Regions from separate parts of the Homo sapiens genome. Here regions 2 and 3 are each linked to region 1. A link is an interaction called in ENCODE POLR2A ChIA-PET data of the cell type or tissue named here. Cell type or tissue: MCF 10A. All regions are shown on one strand.

What was found. ChIA-PET counts read pairs that join two places held together with the same protein. Peaks named below come from ENCODE experiments on the same cell type or tissue, not always from the same donor. Only the 100,000 strongest peaks of a DNase experiment are listed, where the experiment ranks them.
Region 2: POLR2A ChIA-PET joins it to region 1 with 5 read pairs; 1 of 35 experiments calls an interaction of 5 or more read pairs at or near these places.
Region 3: POLR2A ChIA-PET joins it to region 1 with 5 read pairs; 1 of 35 experiments calls an interaction of 5 or more read pairs at or near these places.

What each region holds. Positions count from the first base shown.
Region 1 is chr10:90,175,957-90,183,956 of GRCh38, forward strand. It overlaps LOC105378426 (a long non-coding RNA gene), which reads left to right. Exons shown (of 4, transcript XR_946198.3): 4 at 1-269. Among named protein-coding and RNA genes, the nearest start is that of LINC01375, 220 kb to the left of the region's middle. In MCF 10A, no CTCF peak of the experiment used is centred here; a DNase peak (open chromatin) is centred at 3,895.
Region 2 is chr10:90,414,408-90,422,407 of GRCh38, forward strand. All of the region lies in intron 3 of LINC02653 (long intergenic non-protein coding RNA 2653), which reads right to left. Among named protein-coding and RNA genes, the nearest start is that of LINC02653, 120 kb to the right of the region's middle. In MCF 10A, no CTCF peak of the experiment used is centred here; DNase peaks (open chromatin) are centred at 2,834, 4,674 and 4,964.
Region 3 is chr10:90,121,937-90,129,936 of GRCh38, forward strand. No RefSeq gene overlaps it. Among named protein-coding and RNA genes, the nearest start is that of LINC01375, 170 kb to the left of the region's middle. In MCF 10A, no CTCF peak of the experiment used is centred here; a DNase peak (open chromatin) is centred at 4,195.

The DNA.
Region 1 (8,000 bases):
TCATCTTGAACCAAGCTTGAACTAACAAAAGCACATATGATTAATGTCATCAAAGAAAGAACTAAAATATAAATAGACCCTTTTATTTTGCTTCATTGCAATAGTGTCAGACATCTAACTCCATGACTAGTTCTGAAATGCACCACTTTTGAAGATGCTAGGTTTGCAATCTTTTTTCTTACCAATTGAGTGAATTTGTAGGTTTTACCTATGGATGAATGTATAGTAGTATAAATAAACTGGATATTTGCAAATGTTTATTGTAGTCTGAAGGCAAAAATAATTATCCATTTCGGCAAGTTGGAACCGTAACCATCACCTGAAATGTTCAAAACCTGTAAAGATCAGTATTATCAATATCTGTCATCTCATAAGAATGCCTTAGTGTTTAAGCTAATTCAATTATAGTTTGCATATTTCTAGAATGAAACACCATCTTTTATGATATAATGTGCTAAGGATATAATAATTGTATGATCTTTGGCCTCCAAGAGTATGAATCTGACTGAAGCAATATTCAAATAAATTAGTCATTCAATCACTAATTCATTTATTTAACAAACTCATGTAGAGAACTTGAGGGCTAGGAATTGTTTTAGACATTGAGATTGCAACCATAAACTTGAGAGACAAGGTCTCTGTTTTGGTGAGAGGAAGTACACAAATAAACAAGATAATTTTAGATAGCCAAGAGAGCAATGAAGAAAATAAAACAGGGTGAATTAATGCAGAATGAGTAGGGAGGATTAATGCAGAATGAGTAGGGAGGATGGTACTTTAGCTGGGATTATTAGGGATGGTTTCTTTGAGTAGAAGACATCTGTGCTGAGATCTGAATATCAGCACATGGCCGCTATGAGGATCTGAAAGACGTAGTCAAGGGCTTCAAGACTGCGATAAGTCACCAGGAGCACTGGCTCACGTCTATAATCCAAGCACTCTGGAAGGCAGAGTGAATGAGACTCAGTTTCAAAAAATAAAAATGAAAAGAAAAAAAAGACCATGATAAGTGACATAATTTGGATATGTGTCCCTGTCCAAATTTCAGGTTGAAATGTAATCCCCAATGATGGAGGTGGGGACTGGTGGGAGCCGATTGGATCATGGGAGCAGACTTCTCAGGAATGATTTAGTACCATCCCCTTGGTACTGTTCTTGTGACAGTGAGTGAGTTCTTATGAGATCTGGTTACCATAGCTCAAAAACAGGCATAGACAATGCATACACAAATGAACGTGGCTTTGTTCCAATTAAACTTTATTAACAGAATCAAATATCCGTCACATTTGGCCTGCTGGCCATGGTTGGGCAAACTCTGGTCTAGATATAACCATTTTCAGCACTTCCAAGTTTCTTCTTTTTCTCCTTTGTTTCTTATTCCCTATCTCTTCATTCTCATTCTTTTGGTTTTGTTAGTCTTAATCTTTGAAACCCCGATATTTTTCTTACATTACTTAAATCATTTATAGTCTCATCAACTATGATATTCCAGAAAATCAATCTGCTTGAAGATTTGGTTGGATGGCCTATGATAGTGACTTGCCCAATACCACACCACCTTCTTGGTGAAAAGTGTACAAAAGTATTCATTTCTCACTTACTGCTCTATCTTCTGAATTAGTTTTCTGGCACAGAAAAACTGATTACAAAGATAAGGAGTCATATATTATTAGTTATTGTCTCCAACTGCTATGTAAAATCAAATAGCAAGTTCTATTAACTCTTCCTCATGAAGTTTTCTATCCATCTATTGAGAATAATCTTGGATGATCTACGTAAGATTGGATCCAACCAGAAAAGAAAATAATGTAAATGTTTAAAATTTAACAGAGTGAATTGATATCACCAGTGATTAAGCTATGAAGTTACATAGGGATCAGTGAGACCACTTAGAGATTAGCAACAATAAGAAGCTTCTACCAACCATACTCAAGGTTGGGCTGGGGACAGAGGAAGGAGTTGGGGTTACCGAAGCCAATGACACAAGGGCCTGTGAAACAAAGTGAGAGAGCAGGATGGAGGAAGGGCAAGGTGTAAGTCTGAGGGGAACAGACCCAGGATCTGTTCATCCACTCTGCCTTTTGCTACCATGCTGGATCAGGTACTCATTGCCTTACACATGATTGACTTGGATAACATCTTAAGTTCCCCAATTTCCAAAATTAATTGGTTCTTCAAGTTGTATTCCTCTACATGATTGGTCAAACTCACAGCCAACTTTTCTGTTTGAACTCAAGTCTTACTTCTTTTTTGAAATGTTTTTGATTGCTCCAAAAGACCATGGTAAACTCCACCTTTTTTGAAACCCTCTTTGAGGCATCATTTCTTTTTTTTTCCCATAGGTTTTTGGTGAGCAGGTGGTGTTTGGTTACACAAATAAGTTCTTTTGTGGTAATTTCTGATATTTTGGTGCATCCATCACCTGAGCAGTGTACATTGTACCCAGTTTGTAGTATTTTTTCCCCCACTCCCCTTCCATCCTTCCTTGCACAACCCCCGAGTTCTCAAAGTTCATTGTATCCTTCTTATGTCTTTACATCCTCATAGCTTAGTTCCCACTTATGAGTGAGAACATATGATGTTTGGTTTTCCATTCCTGAGTTACTTCACTTAGCATAATAGTGTCCAACCCCATCCAGGTTGCTGCAAATGCCGTTATTTCATTCCTTTTTATGGTTGAGTAGTATTCCATGGCATATATATATATATATATATATATATATATATATATATATATATGTGTGTGTGTGTGTGTGTATATATATATATGTATATGTGTGTGTATATATATGTATATGTGTGTGTATATACACGTATATATATGTATTTGAATATATATGTATATGTGTATATATATATGCATATATATATATCTCTCTCTCACAGTTTTTTAATCCACTTGTTGATTGATGGGCATTTGGGCTGGTTCTGTATTTTTGCAATTGCAAATTGTTCTACTATAAACATACGTGTGCAAGTATCTTTTTTGTCTGCAGCATACCACCCTGAAAGTGCCCAATCTTTTCTGAGGCATCATTTCTAAGAAGTCCTAGACACCTTGTCATGTATTTCGTTATATTGGTTCTAAACATTTATTGTAAGTAGCATGTAGGTTTCTTAAGCACAGGAACCACATCTATATTTCTTCGTGTTGCCTATAAAGTTTATCACAAGCAAGTCAGTGCCAGACAAACACTTATTGATTGATTAGGTATTAAAATAAGAGAATCTTAAAAGCAAGAAGAAAACTTCGCTTGCCTAATTCATATTCTCTTAAATAGTCACACAGAGATTCTTAAAAAGTCAGAATGAGAAATTGGCTAAAACAGAGAAAGGTTTGCAGAGAGGTCAGAATGTGGAAGGGTCTTGAAATTCTTTACTAGAAGGAAAACTGAGCAGAAAACACACACAGGGGCACACACACACACATGCACACCCACACACACAGAGGCACCCATCAGTGTGGGCAAAATGAGCTTCAGGGCCTAGAATCTGAAAGTGCTCTGGTTACAGGTACAGGGTGAAATGTACTTACTACACACGGAACAACAAAAATCTGTGTACTTGCATTTGCTCTTCCAAATGCAAGTATTTTCAAATATGCTTAGGAAGAAAGTTACTGGGGAAGTCTCTTGTGATCTCTTTGAGGGACCCACTACCACCATGAGTTGTCTTCCTCATGGAAGGGAGCCTCTCAGAGTTAGCTTCTCCAGGCCCACACTGTCCCTTTGTGATGTGAGCTACCTGGAGGAAAAGAGTTTGGGTTTTGTCCAACTGAACACCAAGAACAGAGTGTCTCAGAACCAGAGGTGATCCACAACTTCATCGTCATTCACAACCCATTGCACAACCTCAGCTGAGCTCATTCTGTACTGCCTGGGATTATCCTCCTTCGGTGACTCAGCTTCTTTGCCAATCAGCAGCTTCAGCTTTCACACTATGCAACTTTGTGCAAACATTTTCCTGACACATCCTGGATAAGTAGCAGGGCGATGTAACATGTGCTACACAGGCATTCCATTCCCTGGCGTCCATCAACAGCCCTTCCACAGTCTGCATGGATGCCCCTTGTAGTTATGCTAGAAACAAATTCTTGTTGGTTTTTTAAACAGTGCCTGATGTTCTTCAAAACCACATCCAGCCCTCCAGTCCTTGGGGTACTTGCAGGTCATGGACAGGAAAGAGCTGTGGGATAAAATAAAGAACTGTGTCACTAAGATCTCAATGGTTTTGCAAGGGGAACTTCCTCTGAAAGAGGTACTCATGAGACACAAAGTCATGCTTCTCCTTACCAGACACAGAGAATGAGAGTGTAGTGATGTGAAGGATGGTTCTGTAGTAGTTTGGTGCATAAGCGTGACATCATTGGCTCTTCAACCCACTGACCTGAGGATGTCTAAATGGAAAGTGGCCTTATCTAGGATCCATAGTTCCTGGGACCTAAGAAACATGTGGATTATAGGTGCAAGTACTTTGGAGGATTCTCAGAAATATTTGGGAAGGTCACCCTTCCTCTCTGGGTTGGAGTATTTCTAACTAAAGAGCAATGGAGAGTCCTCGGAACAGTTTTTTAAATTGATATGATGGCTGTTGCACTCTCAGGAGGCTGGTGATGCCTAGAACACCTGGGTTCCAGGAAAAATTGTCTCCTAACAGCAAGAAAAGACTCAAGAGTGGAATGTCTTTGGTGAAAGTGAGCCCTTGAGTGATTCAAGGCCAGGCACACCTAGTAGGCTGGAATTACTGAGAAGATTTGGGTATTGTTTTTCAGGCAGATCATATGACTCTTGAAGTCCCTCTTCATCCTGAAATTTGAAGGTAAGAGAATTTGCATAGGACATTCTTATTGAGCAGACCTAAAATATTCTCTTATCTGTCTCTGACTTCTTTTCTGTGTTGTTATGAGGCTACATGTCCTTATTGCTTCAGCCATAAATACTTATTTTCTTAGTCAAGAATGTTGAGGGACACAAGGACAAAGTGGCAATAGAAAAGTATGAGAGACAACTTTGGAAAAACCATCTTTGGTAGGCTTATAGATCTTATGGGAATTTAGGCGCACAGTTGCTTGTAGGATCCTGGATGGTTGCCTACAATCTGTGCAGTAGACTGTGAGGAATTTCAAGTGCAAAATTAACGCTCTCCATCCCACCCGCATGCCCGTATGGCCACAACAGATCCATACAACCGACAAGATATTTTTATAGATTTTCTCAGTGGGAAAGTACATTGATCATTTGGGGGCTTATTGAGGAGAATTGTCAAGCAGTCAATTGATGCTTCCACATTGGTAAGCTGACCTCATTCTTAGCTTGGTTTGAATAACTTGACAGCACAGAATGTCAACAGTTCATAATCTGATGGATCACTTTAGACAGGCAGGAAACTAAATTACCCTTCAGATGAGATGATAAGGTTGAAATATGTAAAGAGAAGCAGTTTTCTCCTTAGAAAAGGCTCATTATAACATTTGAATCACAATACAGTACACTCCTAGAGCAGGAAGATTAATGACAGATAATCTACTTGAGTAAAATTACCCCCTGAGTAATATGAAAGAATTGTGGCAATTTTACGGATGTGGTAACTCAAAATTCTCCTGCCATGCGCTATCAGTATGGGCACAGTTGCAGTTTTGGAACTGATAACTTATCTGGTGCCTGGGGAAAATGACATTTCACAAAAGTAAACATATAATCCAAGCCAACAACCAATTCAAGATTAATGTGCCATTTGTGAGCAGGCTTCCCAGGCTATAAAACCAGAAAGCTTTTTATATGTTTTCTGTAAGGTGGGAGCATTTTCACACTGTATTGCTGCTTTATACTACAGATTATTATGAACGCCTTCTCTTGTGATATGGAAAGATGAATTAGGCCAGCTTTGAAAAATATTTTTCTATCTATCTTGAGAAAATTATGTTTTCAGGGCTGGTGTTGCCCAATCTAAGTTTTACAGGTGAGTAAATTCACTTGTGAGGGAGGAATTCAACATACTCTCTTGAGGCTAGAGGCTGCAATACCACACTTGTATGCAGCTGGGGAGAAGAAAAAGGAGGCTCAGTGGGGTCCTCGGTCCCCACCTGTCTGTGTGACCTCTGCCAGAGAAGTTGCCTATCCTCCACATGGGGGCCACCCCAAGCTTCATCCTTGTCACCTCCAAAGTCTTATTCTTTTATACTTTATCTGCCCCCATCAACTTTCGTTTCCTCTTCTACCTCTGCATTGGACATTAATCTGGATTAAAAATTAATTTCATGCAACACCATGAGATTTTGTGTTGCTAATTTATTCCTCTCTCTATGACATTTGTGCACTTTTAGAGAGGAGAAGAAAATCACCTTCCATATAAAAAGGAACCTCTGGCAATGGAGAAGGAAGTTTGGTGAAGCTTGTTCCTGTGTCTTATTTCAGTAATTCACCTAAGTTGGGGCAAATAAAGCATTGAACTTCTACTGTGGTCTCTAAAGTTTGAACTATCTCTTTGATAGGGGAAGAGAAAAGGGGTCAGGGAATCTTTCAGTTCTAAAATCCATGGCAAAATTATATTATTCTTATTATTTTTTTAATTTTATTATTATACTGTAAGTTTTAGGGTACATGTGCACAACGTGCAGGTTACGTATGTATACATGTGCCATGTTGGTGTGCTGCACCCATTAACTTGACATTTATATTAGGTATATCTCCTAATGCTCTCCCTCCCCCCTCCCCCCACCCCACAACAGTCCCCGGTGTGTGATGTTCCCCTTCCTGTGTCCATGTGTTCTCATTGTTCAATTCCCATCTATGAGTGAGAACATGCAGTGCTTGGTTTTTTGTCCTTGCAATAGTTTGCTGAGAATGATGGTTTCCAGTTTCATCCAAATCCCTACAAAGGACATGAACTCATCATTTTTTATGGCTGCATAGTATTCCATGGTGTATATGTGCCACATTTTCTTAATCCAGTCTATCATTGTTGGACATTTGGGTTGGTTCCAAGTCTTTGCTATTGTGCGTAGTGCCACAATAAACATACGTGTGCATGTGTCTTTATAGCAGCATGTTTTATAATCCTTTGGGTATATACCCAGTAATGGGATGGCTGGGTCAAATGGTATTTCTAGTTCTAGATCCCTGAGGAATCGCCACACTGACTTCCACAATGGTTGAACTAGTTTACAGTCCCACCAACTGTGTAAAAGTGTTCCCATTTCTCCACATCCTCTCCAGCACCTGTTGTTTCCTGACTTTTGAATGATTGCCATTCTAACTGGTGTGAGATGGTATCTCATTGTGGTTTTGATTTGCATTTCTCTGATGGCCAGTGATCGTGAGCATTTTTTCATGTGGTTTTTGGCTGCATAAATGTCTTCTTTTGAGAAGTGTCTGTTCATATCCTTTGCCCACTTTTTGATGGGATTGTTTGTATTGTTCTTGTAAATTTGTTTGAGTTCATTGTAGATTCTGGATATTAGTCCTTTGTCAGATGAGTAGGTTGCAAAAATTTTCTCCCATTCTGTAGTTTGCCTGTTCACCCTGATGGTAGTTTCTTTTGCTGTGCAGAAGCTATTTAATTTGATTAGGTCCCATTTGTCAATTTTGTCTTTTGTTGCCATTGCTTTTGGTGTTTTAGACATGAAGTCCTTGCCCATGCCTATGCCCTGAATGATATTGCCTAGGTTTTCTTCTAGGGTTTTTATGGTTCTAGGTCTAACATGCAAGTCTTTAATCCATCTTGAATTAATTTTTGTATAAGGTGTAAGAAAGAGATCCAGTTTCAGCTTTCTACCTATGGCTAGCCAGTTTTCCCAGCACCATTTATTAAATAGGGAATCCTTTCCCCATTTCTTGTTTTTGTCAGGTTTGTCAAAGATCAGATGGTTGTAGATATGCAGCATTATTTCTGAGGGCTCTGTTCTGTCCCATTGGTCTATATCTTTGTTTTGGTACCAGTACAATGCTGTTTTGGTTACTGTAGCCTTGTAGTATAGTTTGAAGTCAGGTAGTGTGATGCCT
Region 2 (8,000 bases), 240 kb after region 1:
CACTTTCTAACAGGTCCAGGAGCTCCAAGTTTATCTTGGGACCTTATGAGGAGAGGATGACCCCACTCACAGGTATTTGAGGATACTAACCCATGGCTGGGCTCAGTTTTAAAATACCTTATCTGAGACTCCTTGTGGAACAAAGTTCCATCAAAGCCAATCCAAAAGGCCTATGTAGAAATGATTATTCTTGCTGCACTTTATGTAAATAATCAGGCCAAGTGTAAAACCAAAGTCTATTTTTCAAACAACCCAGTCCCATTATGATTTGTTTTTTTTAAACAAACATGAGGACTGGAGAGAGTAAAATTATATTCCAAACTTTCTCATACATTTGTCATTAAATTCTAAACTAACTAATTGTTTTTAAGTTTTCTCCTACATTTTAGACTAATCCTGCTTGTTCCTGTGAACCAACCAGCAATCTCTGGCTGCAGCTCAGAAAGAACAAAAGGGGATGGGTAATGTAGAAATCCTGATCAATATTCTAGTTCTGTGCAATTATCCTGCAAATCTTGCCAGGTGATGGAATACATAGGGAATAAATAGGATCCCATCACTCAGAGGTTTCCTTTTGGGGAAGTAAGACCAAGGGAGCTAACCAAAGCCAGACACCATGCACCCAAATCCTAGCAAGCATAACTATAGCTACCAGTTATCTGGGGGTGTCATAAGACATCCTTTCTCACCCTCGGAGGAGGACTTAGTTCCACAGTTTCATCATAGCATTTGGCTTATGATAAGGAGTCCACGCAACTTTCCCCGAGACACATTTTTGTCCCAGACTCAATTACAGGCTTTGGGTTAAAGCCCTAGAAAGAAAATTGGATATAAAGGATCCAGAGGCAGACAACAACAGAGGTTAAAAGGCACAGCACAGGGGAGCATGGCTGATTCCTGTTGATTAAGCCAACCCCAAACTTCCTGTTTCATGGATAAAGGCCACATTAATATCCATGGTGTAAATGAGGTCTAGGGCACTCCAAGGCTACTGACAGTAGCAGTGATAGAGGCATAGGTGAGAGCAGATAATTCCTATTCTCTAGGCCTTCCCTGCTTCATGTGTGCAAGCTGCTTTGGCACTCATGGCGGGACCTGCCTAGGTCACAGGGACTTGGAGATGCAAGGATGGAAGAGGAAAAGAGGACACTCTTCCTTTTCTCCCTCATGTACCCCAGGTATCTGCTAGGAAGAAAAGGGAGCCAGGGATGCCTGCTCCCCTCTTTCTAGATGGGTAGCTATTAATCTTCAGTATGTACCCCTTTTGAATACATCCTGAACCCCGGGGACTCCCTTAAAAAAATGCCTTTTTGAGCTTACCCTTCCTATTGTTTTGTTTTGATACATGTTTTCTAATAACCCGGTTTGTCTGTTCTTAGACCATCAAACTCCAAATGGTCATGCAACCAGAGCCTCTGACGATGGCCCCTTCTGCTGGGAACCCTTAAATAGGCCTCTGAGGAAGCTCTGACTGCCATTTCCCCAAAAGCTCTGACTGCCGTTTCCCTGTCAGCAGGAAGCAGTTAAGTTTAGTCTTCATCTTTATCCTTATTCTCATGGCAGTTAGATATACTTTTTTAGAGCGGGGAATGAGACAGCCAGGTGGGAGGGGGTCCCTGGAAAAATTCTAACTGCACCGGGGTGGGGACTCAGGAAGTTCACGCATTTTGCAGCTGGGAGGAGCGTGGCCCCTCCTCTTCCTGCATGGAACCTGGGATTCAAACAGGGGCTCTGGCCTTGCGGAAGATCCCTGTTTCTCTCCTTCTTTTCCCTTTTCACCCAATAAAACCCTGCCTTAATCACACTTCAAACCATTTGCTAGCCTAAATTTTCATGGCCATGGGACAGACAAGGACTCAGTCTTTAGCTGAACTAAGGAAATGTCCTGAAACAGTAATATGAATGTATACATGTGATAAATGACATAAAGCCATAGTGTACATATTGTGCCAATGTCAAATTCCTAATTTTGATTTTGTGCTATAATTATGTAAGGTATAACCATTGGGGAAAACTGGTAAGGGGTACGTGGATCCCCTCTGCCCTACCTTTGAAACTCCCTGTGAATCTATTCTTTTTTTTTTTTTTTAATTATACTTTACGTTCTAGGGTACATGTGCACAACATGCAGGTTTGTTACATATGTATGCATGTGCCATGTTGGTGTGCTGCACCATTAACTCATCATTTACATTAGGTATATCCCCTAATGCTTTCCCTCCCCCCTCCCCCCACCCCACAACATGCCCCAATATGTGATGTTCCCCTTCCTATGTCCAAGTGTTCCCATTGTTCAATTCCCACCTATGAGTGAGAACATGCAGTGTTTGGTTTTTTGTTCTTGTGATAGTTTGCTGAGAATAAAAAGGTAAAAAAGAATTTAGGTCAAAGTTACTTGTTCACAGTCTGTGGAGGAGATTCACTTGATTCCTTGATCAGCATCAGTAGCCTTGAACAACAGGACAGAGTCAATCTTATGAAGAGTGGCCTGAAAAGTTTCATCATATTGAACCTTCTCCTGCAGAATTCCTCTAATGAACTATTAAACTACAAGAGGATACATAGCAAAAGGCAGATTTCAAATATATTTTATAAGTTTGTTGTGAAGATAAAGACAAAATAATAAATGTAAAGCCTTTAAAAACTATTAAGCCAAGTTTAGCAAGCTTTTTTTTGTAAAGGAGAAGAGAGTACATATTTTAAGATTTGTGGGCCATATGGTCTCTTTTGTAAATACTCAACTCTGTCATAGTCCAAAAGTAGCCATAGAGAATATGGAAAAGAAAGAGCATGGCTGTGTTGCAATTGAACTACAGTCATGCACCGCATTACAAAGTTTTACTCAACAACAGACCACATATACGACAGTGTTTGCATAAGATCATAATAGATCTGAAAAATTCCTGTTGCCTAATGAGTCGCAGCCATCTTAACATTGTAGCACAATTCTTTACTCATATGTTTGTTTTAATATTGGTGTAAATGTGAAAGGAAAATAAACCTGGGAGCCCCCAAATTACTAAGCCAAAGGGTGTCAGGCAAACCTGTCTCTCATTTTATTTTAAAATAACTACAAAGATTTTTTTTTTTTAAGCTACATACCTCCCTCACAATTTGCCCACCATGAAATTCCTTGTGAGCCTCAAGGTCTTCACCCTAAAACAGTTCTGTTGAATTTCACCCTGGCAATGTAAACTGATAGCTTATCTTCTCAGGGGCAGGACAAAGGACAGACAGAACTCAGAGTCATCTCTGCTCACCTGCATTATTGGATTGCTTCCTCTGCCCTATTGTTTATGTAAAAATGCAGATTCACTGAGTCAGACTAAGACACAAGTGACTATTCCTCTACTCTCCTCTTACATGTAAATTTTATATTCAGTGAAAGGCTGATTAAAGACCCAAAAAGACCTAAAAGAATGCAAACTTTTGTCTCTTATTTACCTATGTCCTGGAAGCCCCAATTTCTAGTTGTCCCGCCTTTCCAGACCAAACCAATGTACATCTTACACATATTGATTGAGGTCTCATGTCTCTCTAAAATGTATAAAGTCAAGCTGTGCCCTGACCACCTTGGGCACATGTTCTCAGGCTCTCCTGAGGGCTGTGTCACGGGCCATTGGTCACTCATCCTTGACTCAGAGTAAATCTCTTTAAATATTTTACAGAGTTTGACTCTTTTCATCAACATAAACAAACCCATTGTGCTGCCAGTTGTAAAAAGTATAGGACACACAATTATGTACAGTACATAATACTTGATGATAACAAATGGCTATGTAAATGGTTTATGAATTTATTATACTATATTTTTATTGTTATTATAGAGTTTACTTCTTCTAGTTACAGGGAAAAAAAAAGTTAACTGTAAAACTGCTGCAAGTCGATCCTTCAAAAGGTATCATAGGAGATGGTAGCTCTATGTGCGTTATGCGTGGAAGACCTTCTGGTGGGATAAGATGTGGACATGAAAAACTATGATACTGATGATCCTGAACATGTGTAGCCCTAGGCTAATGTGTGTGTTTGTGTCTCATATTTAACAAAAAGGTTAAAAAGTTCAAAAAATAAATATATATATATATATATTTTTTGAGACAGAGTCTCACTCTGTCGCCCAGGCTGGGGTGCAGTAGCACGAACTGGGCTCACTGCAGCCTTCACTTCCCAGGTTCCAGTGATTCTCCTGCCTCACCCTCCCAGGTAGCTGGGATTACAGGCGTGTGCCACCACACCTGGCTAATTTTTGTATTTTAAGTTGAGATAAGGTTTCACCATGTTGACCAGGCTGGTCTTGAACTCCTGGCCTCAGGTGATCCTCCTGCTTGAGCCTCCCAAAATGCTGGGATTACAGGTGTGAAGCACTGTGCCCAGCCAATAAAATATTTTTAAAATAGAAAAAAGCTTAGAGAATATGAATATAAAGAAAATATTTTGTGCAGTTGCATGTGTTTGTGTTTTAACCTGTATTAGTACAAAAGAGTCAAAAAGTTTCAAAAAACTAAAAAGTTTACAAAGTAAAAAAGCTACTGTAAGCTGAGGTTAGCTTATTATTGAAGAAATTTCTTTTTATAAACATAGAGTAGCCTAAGTACACAGTGTTTATAAAGTGTACAATAGAGTACAGTCATGCCGTAGGCCTTCACATTCACTCGCCACTCACTCACTGACTCACCGAGAGCAACTTCCTCTCCTACAGGCTCCATTCATGGTAAGTACTCTATACAGATGTACCATTTTTTAATATCTTTTATACCATATTTTTACTCTACCTTTTCCATGTTTAGATACACACATACTTAACTTTTTGTTGCAATTGTCTGCAGTATTCAGAAGAGTAACATGCTGAACAGGTTTGTAGCCTAGGAGCAATAGGCTGTACCACATAACCCAGGTGTGTAGCAGGCTGTACCCTCTATAGGTTTGCGTAAGTACACTTAATGATGTTCACACAATGACAAAACCGCCTAATGATGCATTTCTCGATTGTATTCCCATCATTAAGCAACATATGACTGTACTTGCAAAAACAGATACAGGCCGCATCTGGTCTATAAACTATAGTTTGTTGACTCCTGCCATAAAGCCCCTTATCTCATATAGATAATACAGAAGAGAAACAGGATTTCAGAGAGCTGGCTTCCAGTTCTGTCACTGACCCTAATGGCTATGTTGTTTTAGACAATCTCCTTATCTCACTGCCTACTTGAACTATAAAAAGAAAAAGGTAAACACTAAGATCTCTTCCAAAGTCTAAAATCCTTAATTATTGATTACCCTAGATAATTCTCATAAAACCTCCTTTCTTAGGTTGTAGAACCTGGAAACAATTTCATCATCGCAAACCATTAAAGCTTATATTTAGCACATGGATCATTGTCATGGGATATTGGCCAATGAATATGAATAAAATTTCTTTATTAGAAAGAAGAAGTTTATGCTAAAAGGAAAAACTAGTTGGAAAAACTTTAATGGTACAGCGAATTTATTTTTGGCATTTCATATTTTATCAAGCTCCCATATTATGTTGAATGTATCAAATGTACTCAAATCCTTTCTAATTTTTTAAATATTTCATTCAAATAAGTATTTTATTAATGTGGCATCATTATTTCAAAGTTTTTACCCTACTTAATATAAAATATTATTTGGAAGAAGGAGTTAAAGTATTTAATGAAAATAAACATATAAATAGTTAGAAAATCAAATTAGCTGTCAACTATTCCATTAGAGACAGTGGTGGTTGTTATAATGCTTAAGGACAGAAAAGCTAATAAAATACATTAATTATAAATGTGTTTGAATTTTTAACACACATTTAATAAAATTTATAAAAATTAAACTTTTGGAAATTTTTCTTAAATACAAACAAAAGAAAAATATAAAATAATGAGCATTCCATCACAGAAATAGATCAAGAAATACCTGATGAATGTTAAACGTATTCTTTTATAAATGTGTACATTACATAAGGATTTGGATTTACCAAAGATAATTCCAGTTTTACAAGTTTATAAAGTCAAACTAAATTCTACTTCTTACTATGTTAACTGAAACACTTTAAAAATGTTCTATCTATCTGTAGTAGTGTCAACAATGAAAATGAAGTTAAAAATAAAAAAAAAGTTCTTTGTAGGCAGGATATAGCAGAGAAGAGTCAACAGGTGCTGAGACATGGATGAGAAAAATTTAAAACAATAGACTTTTTAATAAAATGTGAAGACATTTTTACAGATTTCCACAGATGAGGAACATTGCAAACCCAAAGTTCTAACTCACCTACATCATACAGTTGATTATTGGCAGAGCTGAAGCTAAAGCTTGTGAGTCTTAGTTCCTATTCTTGGGTTATTTCTACTCTACCACTTTCAGCCTATGTGGTGAAAAGTAACATGAAAACAGTAAAATGGCAAAGCCTAAATGTGCTATCAGCTGGAAATCAAGGCTTTCTTTGAGACAACCACAGAACTAGTCTAAGCATGCTGCCTGAAAGAGATGAAACGAAAGAAAGTGTGGGAAAATGGGAAATGCAAATAACACTAGGCAAAGAGAATATCTGGAATAATTACTTGAAACAACAACAAAAACTGTGTAAGATGAGAGGACTGTTTTATATACTCTCTTGAGAGCAAAAGAAATATAAGAGGTCTTGTTCATTCATGCAGTCATTCAGCAAACATTCTTAGGACCTACTACATGATATTTGCAGGTCTGGGTTCTGTGAAACCAACAGTAAACCAGAAAGACTTTCTTACTAAGCAACAGAAAAATAACAAGAGCTATTTTAGAGAAGACAGAGTATTTAGGGGAGAAAGGTGCATAGTCAAGGACTGGTAAAATAAGACTTGCTGAAGGAAGTGGTATTTATCTTAGTCAAAGGTTTGAGTTAGAGTTAGCCATTCAAAGAAGGAGGAAAAGGGAATTCCAGGTGAATAAGTCTTTATTTGTTACCATCTCTGTTGACTTTACTGCAGACCCTGCAGGATTAGTAGATTTCATGACACCACTAGCCACCTCTTTATAAATTCTCTAGGCAGGCTTAGCCTCTATTCAAATCTAAATGTGCAGCCCCACAGTCCTCTCCTCTATCTACATCCTCACATTTGGTAACTTTATCCAGATCACTGGCTATATCTCACCACTGAGCTATAAACCAGTGTGTCCAACCACATGTTTCTACTCTCTACCTGTTGGTTATTAGACATTTCAAACATAGAGTGGCTTGGCTGGGGTAGCTCTCCACATTTCTTCCATTTTTCTCCATAGAGTGTGTAAGCTCTCTTGGAACACACTAATATTAGCAAGAAGAGCCAAGGTTAGTGAAGACAGAAAGGGACAGGTATTTAAGCCAAACAACAAAAGATTAGCAATAATTGACTATGCATTGAAGGAGAAAAACAATATTCCGAGCCAATGAAGATCTTCTCTATTTTTAGCTTATGTTTTCTAACAATGATTATCACTATAAAGCATAAGTGGTATTTATTTGATTCTTTCTTTTGTGTGTGTGTGTGTGTGTGTGTGTAGCCTAAATTCTTACAAAAAATAGACTATATCCATACTCAGTAATGAAGTAATCTTGAAAAAGAAACACTTATCATCCTGTATCACTAAGAGAATGTTAGTGATGCTAGTGAAGGCTCCAGGTATAGCCATTAGTTTTATTTATTTATTTATTTATTTATTTATTTATTTATTTAATTATTATACTTTAAGTTCTAGGGTACATGTGCACAATATGCACGTTTGTTACATATGTATACATGTGCCATGTTGGTGTGCTGCACCTGTTATCTCGTCATTTACATTAGGTATATCTCCTAATGCTATCCCCCCTCCCCCTATGCCATGACAGGCCCCAGTGTGTGATAGTCCCCACACTGTGTCCGATATTCCCCACACTGTGTCCAAGTGTTCTCATTGTTCAATTCCCACCTATGAGTGAGAACATGCAGTGATTGGTTTTCTGTCCTTGTGATAGTTTGCTCAGAATGATGGTT
Region 3 (8,000 bases), 54 kb before region 1:
GCAGCAGTTTAGCCTATTCTTTGCTGCAATGCATCCTTCCAAATTATAAGTTTAGAAGTTCACTTTTTCTACCCAAAGACAATTTCTTTCTACAAAGCTATTAAAATGATAGTTTATTCACTTCGTCTTGTTTATTCATGCAAGTAATCATTTATTAAACTTAAATATACACCTACTTGAGATTCATTGAAGATGGAGATGCAAACAATGGGCAAAAGATGTGTCGTAACAGTGTTTTAAGTGATACTACTAGCATGTTGTGCTATGATTTAGTATTTATTGTATTATGACAGAAAATTTAGAATAAGAAAGAAATGCATTGTCTCATGGGATTCGAAATTCTGGGCTGAATAAGGGCTGAAAAAATAAAATATAAATGATAAAAAATAAATTACACATTTGTTGAAGCTACTGCTTTAAAAAATATAAAACATACTTCCTATTCCTAAGGGAATTTATAGGCCAGAGGAAGAGATGTATAACGAAAGAGGAAACTCCAGCACAGTATGACACAATAGAGGTAAACGTGGGATGGTAGGATTTAGCGTGGATGGACAGTGGTCATCACTAAAATGGTGCCACTTAAGTTGGGTCTCACAGGGTCTCACGCAAGTAACAAAGCATTTGTGTGTTCTTGTGTACTTCAGAGTGGAAGTGGGCCATGATGTTGAGGGAAGATTCAACATCTCCACAAGGGTACCTCCCTAATAGAACTCAACACATCCTAAATTAAGCTCATTTTTTCCTCCAGTTTTGCTTTTCCTCTGACATTATCGGTACACGACACCAATGCTCACCTTCTTCAAGCCAAAACCTGGGCATCCTTTTTGTGTCTCCTCTCCTTCAACAACATAGGGAGTCAATTTGTTACCAATTCTGGCTATTCCAAACAATTTTCAGATATCTAAGTATGCCATACTTCCTTTGACCTCTAAACATTTGTAACTATTATTTCCTTTCCTTGGGGCACAGTTCCTCTCCCATACATCACCCACATTTCCCTGGGCAACTCATCCTTATTCTTAAAGCCTCAGCTTAGACATCACTTGTACCAAAAAGGCTCACATAACAACCTATATCCAAATTAGATGCTCTTCCTGCAAGCTCCCCAACGTATGCCAGCAAAGCACTTATGACACTCCATTGTAATTGCCTGCTAGTGTCTCTGTCTCCTTCAATAGCTTATAAGCACCATAACGGAAGATATTATTGTCTGTTTTAACTATAACTGCATTTACAGTGATTGGCACAGTCGTTGCCACAAAGTAGGTATTCCATAGGTATTTGTGAAATGAATGAGTAAACACATGATTGAAATGTCACAGGTAGAAAGTTCTGAGAATGGTAAAAGCCATAATGTGGATATAGGTCTGTGTAGCAAAATTGAAATGGAGGTAAAAGTCACCAGAATTGAGAAGGACAATTGTCTACCTTGCATGTGTCTGGAGGGAATTGAAGTTGTCCAGAGTGGTAGTCAGTCATGAGGTGAATAGAAAGATCATGAGCCACAAGCCAAGGTCTTCAGTGAACATGATGAGTGATATGGTTTGGCTGTGTCCCCACCCAAATCTCATCTTGAATTGTAACTCCCACAATTCCCAAGTGTTGTGGGAGGAAGCCGGTGGGAGGTGATTGAATTATGGGGGCGGGTCTTTCCTGCACTGTTCTCATGATAGTGAATGAGTCTCATGAGATCTGATGGTTTTAAAAACAGGAGTTTACCTGCACAAGCTCTCTTCTCTGGTCTGTCGCAATGTGAGATGTGCCTTTTACCTTCTGCCATGATTGTGAGGCCTCCCCAGTCATGTGGAACTGTAAATTCAATAAATCTCTTTTTTCTGTAAATTGTCCAGTCTCGGATATGTCTTTATCAGCAGCGTGAAAACAGACTAATGCAATGAAGGACAAGGAAGTCAACAGATCACCAATGAGAAAAGTAAATGATTCAACAGTCAGATCTATTAGTGTCAAAGGAGTAAGCGATTTTATACATACTTTTTACACCAAAAATATTTTCTTCTGTCCCTACAGAACTCTCAGATTGTCTTTATGACCTATCTCTAGCACATATTTACCATCCTTAATATCATCTTTAATCTTGGACCCCTAAGTGGAAAGCATCAGGTGAATATTTCTCATTGTTTCCTTTCAGTTTTTCATTTCCAAGTTCAGCTTTCCAGCCAGCCAACCCTTTTACTGAGACTGCCAGTTCAACATCATGCCTTTGAAAACAGTCACAGTGCCTCTTCTAGTGATTGTTTGCTCCCTGGAGATTAAAAAAACATGTTTTTAACCTTAGCTTTCAAAGTATGGTCTCTCATTGGTTCGTTTTTTTCTTTTAATACTCTCTTCAAAATCCAATTTTTCTGATGCTCTCTGGCTCACATTGAATGACTTATTTTCAAGGATTTGAATTGCAGCAAACAGGTCTCTTGAGTCCATCCCAGTGAAATCAATAATCGGCATTACTACTGTGTAATATCTTGCCAGAAGTATTTTGTATTCCTTTTTATTTAGATCATTACAGCAAATCTTTATATAATGGTGCCCTTCTCCTATCCTTCTCTGCCAGAAGTTTCTCTTTTTCCCCTTCTTTTCCTTCTTGTCACTGGTAAAAAGTACGGCAGAGACACCAGTGATTTTTATTTTGTTACCATTTTTCTCATATTCACCATTACTTTTCTTCATACTGCTCCATTTCCAATTTCTCAGCTATTTCTCCCTTGTCACTTTTTAAAAGTTTCTGTTTATGCTTGGGAGCTGAAACAGAGCCTCTTGAGACACCATCTCACTCTGAGTGAGACATGGACTCACTCTGAAGGACTCAGAGTACAGCACTGAGATCTTACCCATAGTAGGGGCTCTCCCCCACCTTACCTTTCCCCACCAGTGTCTGCATGGCCAGACTAGACCCTATGCTCCCTGTCTTCATCGTCCTCTGTTCTCCTAGTTCTTGTTCTTCCCTGAGGTCTACTACAATGTCCCCGACAGTTACTCACTCTGCTGAAAGAGATACATTTCCACGAGAAGACAGCAACTTGCTTTGGACAGTCGAATTTGATCAGCACTTGAAGGAAAGAAGCCTTTGAAGATGAACTCACATGAAGCTATTTTCACTAATTTGAGGCCTCCAAGTGACAATAATGAATAAAATGGCGGCACCATTTAAGTTGGTAACATAAATTTGAAGCATATGAATATTATGCATCCTTGATAGAAAAGAAAGCTGTCTTCATATTTGAAAAGTTTATCTTTGACCAAGAAGGCAGCTCCAGTAGAAGCATGACACAGGAGAAGGAAACTAAATTAGCTCTTGTAACTAATAGGTGACAGATGTCACAGATAGATCACACTTACATCTGAGTAGAATTTCTTCTCTTAAAATCAAACAGGATCAGTGGTAATATAAATCTTGGCCTGTTGCCTGCGTTTTCCTGTGGGAGTTGCAGAAAAGCTTAAGTTAAAAGGAAAATACAGAAATCTTAGGTTTTCTTTGTGCTGATGATTTTCCCTTCAGTACTGTGGTACTCTGATGTCTGCCTTTCTAGGTTATCAGGGTACATGTCTATGAAGAGACCACATCCCCTTTCTCGACCGTATCTCCCTCTTGGAGGCTCTTTTACAGGAAACACTGGACTAGAGCCCAGGCTGCTGGTTGCTGCTGGCTCTGATGCTTCTTTCTGACATGAGAAATAGGCAGAGGGACAGGTCAGAAGGATAACTCATCCAGCTCAAAATTAATTCCTATAGAACAGACAGCAAACCTATGCCCACTGCTGACTCCAGGGTGAAGACGTGAGCATCTAGAGGCTGCTTGTCTTCCCACAGTGGGAGATTTTCTTTCTCTGTGCTTTTTACAATTCATTATGTAGGTACAGAAACTACTGTTACACCATTTTAAAAATGAAATGGAAGCAAAGATGATTATGTGTCTGGCCAGAGGCCAGAAAACACATACAAGACGCAACTAAACCCAGGCCCCAAATATTCTGACAACCAGCCTGGTTTCTTGCTGTTGGTGTAAGCCACCACTCTCGCAAGCTCTCATTCTTGCTCAGAAGTCATATTATTCTATACAAAAAGGAGTTACATTTTAAAAATTCTAAGCATGCAGTTTGTTCTTCTGCCACTGAGCTGATCCATTTATCTAATCTGCACACACAGAGTCCTGACCTCATTGTGTTTTGCTAGAATCACAGTCTGAGGCTTTGTGGTCGATATTATGCAACGCCACTCTGCCAGTTTGTGCTCTGCCAATTTTTTTGAGCAAGCTTAATTATGCAAATGCATCTGATAATAGATCATTCATTTTAGTCATGCACAATTATTTATTTTTTATGCATAGCTCCAATGACTTGGACAGAGCTTAGTAACAGCTCATCTCATATCTATCGAGGAGATGTAAGAGAGAACATATTGTGATGCAGGTCAACTGCTCTGGTGAGCATCAAGCTGCTTCAGGGAAAGTTATATTTGAGGCAAAGCCAACTATTTCTAAGGAAAATGCCAGCTGTTGCTGCCAATCTATTCTCAGAATGAAAGTCCATTTCATGGGGGGCTGGAGGAGCAATGACAGTTAAAGGCAGATATAATGTTACTTAAAATTATGGTTTGGAGGTGGATGGAACTTCCACTGTTTAGTTACTTCCACTGACTCCTAAACTATAACATTTTGTCATTTGTGCCCCTTCTAACTTTAGAGATAATAAAAACGGGCCTGGAAGGAAATGCAGTAGATACAAGTGGAAAGAGATATCCTTCTCAGAAGAAAGTAGGTGATGCAAATGCTATTAAACAGAAACAGACTGGCTTTCTTTAACTTATTCCATTTTTCCATATGTGCCATGATCTTATTGCCTCTGGGCCTTTGCGTACTCTAACTGCACTTCACTTTGGACTCCTCCTAGAGTTATCAGTTTAAATATTATTTCTCCCACGAAGACTTTCCTGATCACTTCCCCTCTAACCTCACCCCTAGAATAGGTCAGGTATCCCTATTACCTCCTCTCGTAGAATCAGGTACATCATTTATCATACCTCTTATTTCACTTTGTGGGACTACATAATTCATAATTTCCTATTTATGAAGGTGGAGACCATGTCTATTTTGTTGATTGATGCTCAGCTAACACTTAACTGAATCCATGGAATGGTAATATTTAATAAATATTTGCTAAACAAAAGAATAATTAAATGAATAAATAAAGGGTTGGAAATTGTGATGGGGGCTCAGGCTTTGGTTTCTTCCTTAATGTCCCATTGAAAGCCTAAAGGACTCATCTAACATGTCAGCAATATCTATTTCTCTCTAACTGTGGAACACAATACAATATCATTTCTAGTGTACAGTGTTAATTTGAATGATGATTTTGTGAGAATGGTGGCCAATGTTGGCAATAGTACTTGTCTGCCCAGTAAACTTTGCCTTAATCTTTCCCCTGCTTTTCTTAAACTGTTCCTTCTCTCCTCTACTAGCTCATAGCCACTAGAGAGATGAGAAGAGGATGTAGGCCTGGCCAATAATGACTCTTCCCCAGGATCAATTTTAGAAGACAGTACTCTCTTTTCTTATGAGGTTGCCGAGCTGGAGGATTTGGATCTGGGGCCACTGACGGCCATCTGCAAGAGTCTGTGGATAAAGCCAATCAGATCAAGTAGAAAGTCAGAGTCTAAGGTCCTGATTCTTATACCTCTTTCTTTGTTGTCATGGTCTTTTTTAGTATGCATTCCAAAGCTGATCTCCTAGCCCAGCTAAACTGAGCATCAACATTCTTTTCAAATATCAGCCGTTTGCCTATTACCTTTATTCCTTTTTGCCATACCTATATGTGGCACGTTTTAAATGTATTATTATTATTTATTATTTTCTTTAAACTAACTCACTTTTTAACCCAAATATATTTACTTTAAAAGAAAAGAAATATTTTTTCCTAACGTCAATGTGAGTTTAATTTCTATTTGTTGCAACCGAATAAGATCTGGTTAATGCAGTAATTAAAGTGCATTTATCTTCAGGGAGATAGGGAGAATCAGCTGAAGTCAGGGGGAAATGCAGTCACATTCTTAGATTCCATGTTTAAGTGGCGTTCTGAATTTTAAACCTTGAAGAGTCCTGATAAATATAGACATTGACACCTGAGGCCAGATTTAAGGGTCATGTTTTGATAAAGTTTCTGATGTTGGTGACTAAGTAGTGGAGGGTACAAGAATTGAACAGATCAGCACCCAACTCAGATTTTAAGGAAATTATATTGACAAAGACACCCCAAGCCTGGCAAAGGATGTCCTATAATTACTCAACTCCTTAAGGCCCTTACCACAGCTATACTTGTACCAACAAAAAGTAGATAAAGCACTGTAACACAGAGAAGTCATATTCTGAGGCATATCCAAGAAGGCCAATGGTTGTGGTCAGGTAGCCAGGGAGGGGCAGAGAAGCTCATCATGGGCTTGCACTATGACCAGAGAGGTAAGTCCTTGATATTCTGGCTCAACAATATGCTGTATACACTGTGGACCAGAGGTGACTGGCATTGCTTCTTTTTTTCTGTGCTTTCCAAATGGTAGTTTTAATTGCAGACATTGTATATTTCTCTATAATTTTATACTGGTCATGTAGGGCTACTTAAATTTATTATATGACAAAACTATGAGAAGAAAGGCTTGGGATTAGATACAGCAAATGATGTGCTTTGTGTTGTCTCTTTGGAAAAGGTGGATGTGTTTTCTGTTGTAGATGGGATACTGGCATTTTGGTAGGTGGGCATTTTGTAATTCAGTATCAGGAGAGAAGGGTGCCTTGAGTGTGCTGGGAAGTCAAGGAGTGGAATGTAGTAAACTATGGTAGATATTGTGTTGTCCACAGGGTTTATCCATCCTCTTCCATAGCAACATGCTCCTTCCTGTCATTTCCCCATCTCCTCCCACCACCACCATCCCAGCCATAGGGATGACCTTGTAACTCATGCCTGACCAAAATTGTTTCCTTGGATTGAGAAAACTTTGGAAAAAAAGACACTCTGTTTTCTACTGGGTTTGCCTTAATGGGAGGATGTGAATCTGAGAATGTTGAGACTAAAGGGGATGAGAAGTAGAAAGGAAGGTTGTGTTTTCTTGGTTTGATTTCCCCATCTCTGAGGCCCCAAGGCCCTGGACCCTGCAGTTACTCATTTGATCATGAGGCTACCTTAGTGTCCTATCTACCTTCTTGGGTCAATAAAATCTGTTTTCTTAGTGTTATTTGATATGGATTTTTATTATTTGGAACTAAAAGAGTTGTGAGCTTCTCTCCTTGGAGAGTCTTTCTTTGGCTCACTGTAGCTAATTTAGGATCCTTTCTGCCATGTTCTATATTTTATAGCTCTATTGCTCTCTAAAATTACCTTTCTTTGTCTAATTTTCTGTGTTTATTGCTCATTTCCTTCCTCCTCACCCTGCTGGCTGCTAAAATGCAAGCTCCATGATGTCAGAGATTTTGTCTGTTTCATTTATTAATTAATTTATCCAAGGCCTAGAACAGAACTGGGTATAGACCAGGTGTGTCTTAATAAATACTTACTAATTGAATCACTCGCTATCACAGGTATAGAGAGATAAGGAGTGACAAAGAGGAGGGAATCTGCAGAAGGAGATATTCATCTGTTTATCCTGGTTCTCCTAGTTTTCATATTACTTCACTAACTGATATTACATGTTTCCCCCTTTTTTCTCCTTCAGTTGCTTTTCTCAATCCTTTTTCTAAAGTAACCTCACTACTTGATCTACAATACTACTTTCCATTACCCATCTCTGCCCCTTTGCTGTTTTTCTGTTTAAAACCACCAACCTCAGTTCACGTCCACCTTCCATAAATACTTATTCACTGGGTGATTTAATTAGTAAAAACACTGCATTTCCTTTTGCTTCTTCATCCAAGGAACCAAACTCATCACAGGGCCTGAACTCTTTATGACCAGCCTGAATAGTTTTCTTGAGCTTCCTGTGGGTAGAAGGTGATTAAG